Linked DNA regions of Homo sapiens: region 2 is linked to region 1. A link is an interaction called in ENCODE POLR2A ChIA-PET data of the cell type or tissue named here. Cell type or tissue: endothelial cell of umbilical vein. All regions are shown on one strand. Links, peaks and the distances in the headings refer to the core of each region. The heading gives the core; the rest is flanking DNA.

Region 1 (4,262 bases), core at 1-4,000:
GCTGCCCAGCCCACGTTGGGGAAGAAGGGTGTGGTGGCTGCCTCGAGCTGTGGGAGAGGAAGCAGCCATGGGGGAAATGGAGAGTGCGTCTGAACTGGGCCTCCTCGGACCATGCTTGGACACCCCATAGTGTGGGATTCATTCCCCATAGGGTGGTGAAGGCTCAGGTTCATGTGATTTCTGCCTGGGGGAGCCTTTGATCTCACAGGAAATCTGTGTTCACTTGTGGCTCTTTGTCATAGAAGACTTCTCTATATTGACACAAAATGCAATCTTTCTTTCCTTCCCTGAACATTAAAATATTTGCACACATTTATTAATTCAGGTGGTTTTGTCCTAATCAGTTCTGTAGCAAAGGTTTGCCCATTGTTGATAGTGATCCCCAGTCTTCAGAAACCAAAACACCTGGGGGTGGGAGAGGAGGGAAAGTTGGAAAAGTTTGCTGCTTGTCATTTGATCATTTGGGTCTTGGAGGTTACATTTCTGTTGTTTAAAATACAAAAATTAGCTGGGAGTGGTAGCAGCGTCTGTAATCCCAGCTACTCGGGAGGCTGAGGTAGAATTACTTGAACCCAGAAGGTGGAGGTTGCAGTGAGCTGAGATCGCGCCACTGCACACGAGCCTGGGTGACAGAGTGAGACTCTGTCTCAAACCAAAAAAAAAAAAAAAAATCTGTCTGTTGTTTAAAAAAAGAAAAAAGTCAGAGAGGCCAGTTGTTCCGACAGCATATCATGCAATAGCCTCGTAACACTGTGAGTGCAACAGTTGACAGAGCTTGATGCACACAGTTTCAATTGGAATAAAAGGGAAAATGGCTCCCCAAACTGCAAGAGTGCTGCTTGTAAAACAGTCAGAGCTGCTTTCTGTGCCAGGCTGTTCAAAAAGATGTGGGAACAGGGCTTGTCCTGGTTGACAGGCCATTCTGGAGAAACCCTGACAATGCTGGCCACCCCTCTGCTGTCCTTCCCACCTGTTCCTTTCTAGTCAGTTTATGGAGAGGAGGTTGTTTTTGCTTCCAGGGGGATTACTTGTGGCCTGGGGGCAATTACAGGGCTTTCTCCTGACTGCATGCTTCACATTCCTGTGTGTAACCAGTGAGGATAATGATCCAAGAAGATCATTGCAGTGGTGACCCGAGGACCTTTGAGACCAGGTCACAATTTAAGTAGGGTCTCAAATTTAGATTTTAACATTATTACCCAACGAGTTAAGTATAGAGCCAGAGATAAAGCAATAGGATTGACAGAAGACATTCATTCTACAGCTTAAGCAAACACACACACACATTTTATTTTACTGTGTAATTTACTCCATAGTTTTTTTTTTTTTTTTTTTCTGGAGATGGAGTCTCACTCTGTCGCCCAGGCTGGAGTGCAGTGGTGCAACCTCGGCTCACTACAAGCTCCGCCTCCCAGGTTCACGCCATTCTCCTGCCTCAGCCTCCCGAGTAGCTGGGACCACAGGCACCCACCACCATGCCCGGCTAATTTTTTTGTATTTTTAGTAGAGATGGGGTTTCACCGTGTCAGCCAGGATGGTCTCGATCTCCTGACCTTGTGATCCGCCCATCTCGGCCTCTTGAAGTGCTAGGATTACAGGTATGAGCCACTGCGTCCGGCCTACTCCATAGTTTTTATTTTAAAATGTTTGTAAACTAATATCATACAAAGAAGATATTCCATTAAAAAATACATGAAACACCCCTGTACGTTATACCCAGGGTGAGGAGATGAACTTGACCCTGTGACCTTCCCTGATTGAGCATCCCTACATCACAAGCCTTCCCACCCCCAAGAGGTCATCGCTGCCATAAGGTTTAACTATTCTCAAGATTTTTCTCTTTTTATCACATGTGTGTTCATACCTAAAAAAGAGTTTGCCTGCGTTTGACCTTTATAAAGTAGAATTCATAAAGTATGTGTTCTTTGATTTGCTTCTTTTAAGATTTAATCATTTTATTCTTTTTGAGACGGGGTCTCGCTCTGTCACCCAGGCTGGAGTGCAGTGGCGTGATCTTGGCTCACTGCAGCTTCAACCTCCCAGGCTCATCCTCTTGCCTCAGCTTTCCAAATAGCTGCAACTACAGACGTGTGTGCCACCATGCCTGGCTAATTATTATTATTATTATTATTGGTAGAGACAGCATTTCATCATGTTACCCATGTTGATCTCGAACTCTGGGCTTATGTGATCCACCAGCCTCGGCCTCCCAAAGTGCTGGGATTACAGGTGGGAGCCATTGTGCCTGGCCCATTTTAATTCTTGTAGTTCTGGTTTATTTCATTCCACTGTACAAATAAACACAATGTGTGTGTGTGTGTGTGTGTGTATCCATTTTATTGTGTGTATATATATATATATCTCCAATGTGCGTGTATATATATCTCTCCATTTTATTGCCCATAGGCTTTGGATTATTTGTGGGTTGTCTTTTGTTATTGCTTTTATTGTTTTTCTTTTGCAAGTGATGCTGCTGTGTATATTTTCAATGTGCTCCTAACAGGGGCACTTGCTCCTCTAACCTACAAATGGAATTTCTGGGTCTCTAGGGGATGCACATGCTCAAATGCCAAACAGTTTTTAATGTTTTAAGAATCAGTTAAAATCAAACACTGCAAATATACCTTGCAGTCTGCTTTTAGCATTGCTTCATTTTAAAATGAATCCTAGAACCACTGAAAAAATTTTAAAAGTGCAAGTAATTCTGTCTTGCTTTGTCTTCTGAGAAACTGACTTTAACCTTAAGGAGATAACATTATTCCTTTTTTGTAGTTGTAGCTGTAGAAACAATTTTTGAAGGACAAAACCAAACTTTAAAACTTGAGGCCAGGTGCGGTGGCTCACGCCTGTAATCCCAGCACTTTGGGGGCCGAGGCGGGTGGATCACAAGGTCAAGAGATCGTGACCAGCCTGGCCAACATGGTGAAACCTCGTCTCTACCAAAAATACAAAAAATTAGCCGAGTGTAGTGGCGGGCACCTGTAGTCTCAGCTACTCGGGAGGCTGAGGCAGGAGAATCACTTGGACTCGGGAGGCGGAGATTGCAGTGAGCCGAGATCGCACCACTGCACTCCAGCCTGGTGACAGAGCGAGACTCCATCTCAAAAAAAATAAATAAAATAAACTTGAGAACCATTTGGGCACGCTGGCTCATGCCTGTAATCCCAGCTTTAGGAGGCCAAGGCAGGCGGATTGCTTGAAACCCAGGAGTTCGAGACCAGCCTGGTCAACATGGTGAAACCTCGTCTCTACAAAAAAATACAAAAATTAGCCGAGCATGATGGTGTGCACCTGTAGTCCCAGATACTCAGGAGGCTGAAGTAGGGGGATCAGTTGAGCCCAGGAGATCAAGGCTGCAGTGAGCTGTGATTGCACCACTGCACTCCAGTCTGGTTGATAGAGCAAGACACTGTCTCAAAAAACAAACAAAAACACCAAACCTGAGAATCACAGGTAAAACAGTCTAGCCTCAGGAATCACATGAACTATATGTAAACAGTCTCTAGATGAACTCTGTGACCCTTCAGTTGCCATGAATGGATATACAGTTGGCCCTCCACATCCACGGATTTCACATTCATGGATTCAACCAACCAGGGGTCAAAAATATTTAGGAAGAAAAATTGCATCTGTACTGAACAGGTACCGAGTGTTTTTTTTTTTGTCATTATTCCCTAAAAAATACAACTATTTACAAGCATTTACATTGTATTAGGTATTATAAGTAATCTGGAGATGATTTAAAGTATACAGGAGGATGTATGTAGATTATATGCAAATACTACACCATTTTATATCAGGGACTTGAACACTCGCAGATTTTGGTATCTGCAGGAGGTCCTAGAACCAATCCCCCATGGATTCCAAGGGACAACTGTATATATACGCCTATCATACACTGCCATGGTCTGCTTGTATGAGTATTCTCAGTGAAGAGTCTTTATGGAAAACATCATTGCCCATGAAATACAGATTCAAAGCTGTGAGCCTTGGGCAACCCAGTTCTCAGTAGAAATATTTCAGTGGCATTGGTCCCTTAAAAAGACAGCATTTTATGAAGTTATTTAAGAAAGATGTAACATTAGTATTCAATATTTTAATGGGACTTTTACTTGAAAACTTATATTTATGACTTGGCAATTCCAGCTTAGTCCCATAAAATTTGTTTTAGAACTACCTTTTAAGCCATGGTTTTATTTCCTTGGGAAATGGGATTTAAAATTTCTCTTTTCAGTAGGGAGTTACTTTTCTAAAAGTAATTA
Region 2 (4,532 bases), core at 210-4,209, 77 kb before region 1:
AGAGAGAGCGAGCGCATGACACTGAGTGATAAACAGTAAAGCCATTCAGAGGAAAGCTGCTGGATAAAATGGAAGCCTGAAAACATTCCCACAGTAAAATCCTACCCTGTGTTTCGTTACCATTAAATATCCTTTCAGAGTTATCTCTAAGAAGCCCACTTGGAGACATCTAGACTTTCTAAAATTTAATAATGTCTCCAATGGAAATAACATTACATGCTAATTAATTGTCATGGGGTAACATTATTCAAATTGGTAACTGTAACTCCCAAAGATTACATTAAGTTTGATCAGTGGGCACAGCTGTTCTCTGAGAAATAAATTCAGAAACTTATTTCTGTCTCTTCTTCTTTTGACCAAAGGAAAAATTAAGTCAGTGACCTTGGTAGGTTTCTTATTTTGAACAATGTGTATGAGATTTTGTGCTGTCATTTCTAAAAGCTTTTTAATTCAGGTTAGCCAAAAATCTCTGGAAGAGGGTAATTTTTTCACTGGAAAATTCGAGTGTCATATTATTTTCAAGGTTACCTTGTATTGAGCTGGGTTTTTTGTTTTTTTTTTTAATGTCTCAGAGCTTCAGTTTCTAAATCTGTAACATGGAAATAATAATGGTACAACATCTTAGTGGTAGTAGAAGAATTACATAGTGTCTGGCATGCAGCAAGTGCTCAATTATTGTAACTCTGTATGTTTGCATAATAACTCCAGGTGTATAGCATTATATACACAAGTTATCTTGGTTTCTCACCTCCTATTTACACCATATTTGGCACATACTAGGCATCAATTATTTTTTTGCCTAAAGTCCCCTATTTTGTGGGATCGAAAAATCAAATCAATTGAACTCATAGACATAGAGAGTAACAGGATGGTTACCAGAGGCTGGGAAGGGTAGTGAGGGTTGGCGGGGAGGTTGGGATTGTTAATGGATACAAAAAAAAATAGAAGGAATGAGACCTACTATTTGATAGCACAATAGGGTGACTATAGTCGATAATAATTTAATTGTATATTTTTAAAATAACTTAAAGAATGTGATTGGATTGTTTGTAACTTAAAGGATAAATGCTTGAGGGGATGGATGCTCCATTCTCCATGATGTGTTTATTTCACATTGCATGCCTGTATCAAAGCATCTCATGTACCCCATAAATATATACACCTACTATGTACCCAGAAAAAAAACATTTAAAATAAAAAAAAATAATAAATTTTAAAAAATGAAGTTCCTTGCTTTGGTTTGTCTTATATGGAAAAAAAATGGTGTCTAGTATTTTTTTTCTCTAGACCACACCAACCTGGTGTTTCAGTAGAATTACAAATATTTTCCAGTAAAATTAAACATGACAATAGCAATTTAATCCCTTTCAAAACTCTCCATTTTATTCAAGAGGATTCTCGTGGTACCCTGTCTTTCTACCTCATTTGTTCATTTATTCATTCCACAAATATTTACAGAATACCAGTCCTGAGCTGTGCACACAGGTAGGTGCTGGGGACATTGTGAACAAGACAAGAAGAGTCCCCTGCCCTCACTCACGCTGGGGTTGCCCCGATGGCATCACTTTTTTTGCTGCTCCACCAAACAGTTCCCAACCCTAGTTTCCCCATTGCTTATGAGCTAGTCCTGGAGGCCAGCCACTTACTTCCATGAGCACACCTGTTCCCTGAGCAGTGGGCCTCCTGGCCTTCCAAGCATTGAGGCCCTCCGCCTCCAGACCCTTGGTGGACTTACAGAAAGGTTGGTGGTTGCACAGCCAGTGCAGAACTGGAACCCTCTCTCCATGAACTGCATTAAAACAAACTGATTATTGCACAAAATCTTGGCAGAAGGATTTGAAAAATGTCCCATGAACAAATACCAAGTCATCTGAGGCTTGTCCACATGATTTACCAGCATTTTTTCACACGACAAAGATGTGAAGGAAAACTGGGGAAATGTGTCAGCCACTATTGGCATGAACCAGAGATATTTACAGGGGAGGGTGAGGGACTATAGTCCAGAGTCTCCTCAGATTCTTAAAACAGCAAGGATTATGCAAAGATAAAAAGCAAAAGTAAACACTAAAACTGTGAATGAAGCAAGAACACAAAGAGGGGAAATCCTTCTATGGAAACAAGCTTTCCTTCAGAGGAGAAAAACAAGACTCTGCTAAAAAAAATCTGTCAGCCTGGAGTAATAGATGGAGGCTGGTGTCTGCACCGTGCCTCCCTAGTCCACGTTTCTCTGCTAAAACACGATGTTTTTAAATGGAAATGAACGTTTGGCAGCTCGAGGATTGACGTAGCTGACGCCGGCTCCATTGTGGAGTGGGAACACAAACAACAAACGTGAAGATGGTTTTGGGAGTGGGTGAGGCAGAGGGCAAGGGGATGCAGGAAAGTGATAAAAAAGCAAGTGAATTCTATGAAGTCTGGTGTGAGGGCAGAAGCAGCTTGATTTGGGAACTGATTCCTCTTGTGTTACCCATCCGTTCATCAAACTAGTATTTCTTGAGCATCTGCTATGTGTCTTACGTGGTGCGGGGCTGTGGGGATGCAGTGGAGGCTGTAGCGGGGGAAGGAACTAACATCCCTTGAGGCCCCACCGTTTGCCAGACAGTGCTCCAGGCTTGCATTGAAATCCTCTGCAACCCTGAGAACTGCGTCCCAGCGCTCCGAGGTGGTGGAAGCTGGACTTAGAGCGAGGTCTTTCTGACTCTAGAGCTCACTGCCTCCTTATTGTTTTGAAATCTTAATCCTGTGGTGATTTGCTTTTATGTTTACTTTTAACCAAGGCTAAAACATTTATTCCTGGTGTGGAATGCCGCTTCTCCTTTCATCTTTGGAATCTGCTTTGGGCCACAGTGTCTTTCTGATCCAGAGAACCATATTCTCAGGCGATAGGACTGATTCTCCCTTCTCTTTCTAGCTCCTATTTTTTTTCCCCTAAGCCTCTGTATGAGTTTCACGTTCAAGCTCTGAATCATCCTTTCTGTTGCCAAATACTCATGCTGAAACCCCCTGCAAGATCTTCTCTGCTCTCTCTCCAAGATAGACACAAATGCTTCCTCTCTCCATACCAAACTTAGTAGAAACCAAAATGAAAGCGAGGAAAGAGACTCAGTGCATTGCTGAAGGCACTCCAGGTCCTTCGCTTTTCTCGTTCTACAGTCAGATTTTATTTGAAAGACAAAAAGACATGTACACAGTAGACCATGGTAAGACGAGGTCCATGGGTTTGATTCAGAGAACTCTAAGCAGAGGCTGCAGAAGAATCATAAATGAGCATGACTGTGCAAACTTTAAGATGACCTACATTATGTCTGTGTCTTTTATTGAGCACCTCCTATGTACCAGGCACTGCAGTGCTAGCTAGAGAATATGTTTGGCAGCAAACACAACAGACAAAAATTTTTTTTTGCTGTCATGGGGCTTATATTCAAATGGGGGGAACAGTCAATAAACCTAACAAGTAAGGTTGGTATGGTAGGTTAGAAAGCGTGAAGTGCTAAGAAGAAAAATAAAGCAGGGAAGAGAGATGGGTAATATGAGGGAGTGTGGTGGTTATTTTGTGTAGGGAGGCCAAAGAAAGCCTCTCTGAAAAGATGGCATTTGAGTGAAGATGTGAAGTGAGGGAATGAACATTCAGATACTCAGAGAGCCTTTCAGGAAACAGCAGATACGAAGGCCTTGAGCAAGGAGGAGGCCCGGTGTGTGTTCTAGGAACAGGGAACACAGGTGGTGGAGTAGTAAGTAGATGGGCTCTGACTATATAGGGTCTTGTAGGATTTTGACTTTTCTCTAAGTGAGACGAGAGCCATTAGGGGGTTTCAAACAGGAATGACCAGATTTGACTTAGTTTTGACAGAGGTTAACGGGGTCAAGAGAGGGATATTTAAGGGTAGGGGAATACCAGCGTGTTTGTATGCTATTGGAAGTGATGCATGGAGAGAGAAATATGACAATGCAGGAAAGAGGGCAGAATTGCTGGTGCAGGGCTCCTAAGTAGGGAAGGGGGCTCGGACTGCGAAAGATGAGGAAAGGGGTTGGCCTCAGGGTCACAGACAGTTCATCCATGGCAGCAGGAGGGAGGCAGAGTATATATGGGCACAGGAGCAGGTGGGAATAGATGTGGTAGAGGGAATGTGTGGAAATTCTCTCCTGATTGCTTCAATTACTTTTCAGAGAAGTAGAAAACAAGATCATGAGCCAAGAGTGAAGATGGAGGAGGAGGAGAGGTGTCGGAAGTTTGAGGAAAGAGGAGTATGAATTAACCATCTAGCAGCGCGGCAGAGTAAATCGACCAGGGAATGTGGTAGGATTGCCAATTGGCAGTCCTAGTTTCTGGTCGTGAATTTAAAATGCCTGTAATCCCAGCAACTGGGAGGCTAGAGGAGGAGGATCGTTTGAGCCCAGGAGTTTGAAACCAGCCTGGGCAACATACCAAGACTCTGACTCTAAAAAAAGTTTTAAAAACAAATCATGATGGGATTGATCTTGTTGGTTTTGAAGGCTGAGAATGTATGTGTGTTGGAAGGGAGTGGGGAAGG

What was found. Peaks named below come from ENCODE experiments on the same cell type or tissue, not always from the same donor. Only the 100,000 strongest peaks of a DNase experiment are listed, where the experiment ranks them.
Region 2: POLR2A ChIA-PET joins it to region 1 with 7 read pairs; 5 of 35 experiments call an interaction of 5 or more read pairs at or near these places.

The regions. Positions count from the first base shown.
Region 1 is chr12:94,611,171-94,615,432 of GRCh38, reverse strand. The region is part of intron 1 of TMCC3 (transmembrane and coiled-coil domain family 3); the gene reads left to right. Among named protein-coding and RNA genes, the nearest start is that of TMCC3, 37 kb to the left of the region's middle. RefSeq lists an enhancer at 769-1,358 and a silencer at 1,287-1,517. In endothelial cell of umbilical vein, for the core only: no CTCF peak of the experiment used is centred there; no DNase peak of the experiment used is centred there; H3K27ac peaks cover 306 bases.
Region 2 is chr12:94,687,913-94,692,444 of GRCh38, reverse strand. No RefSeq gene overlaps it. Among named protein-coding and RNA genes, the nearest start is that of TMCC3, 40 kb to the right of the region's middle. RefSeq lists an enhancer at 3,113-3,352. In endothelial cell of umbilical vein, for the core only: no CTCF peak of the experiment used is centred there; DNase peaks (open chromatin) are centred at 2,094, 2,174 and 3,034; H3K27ac peaks cover 1,561 bases.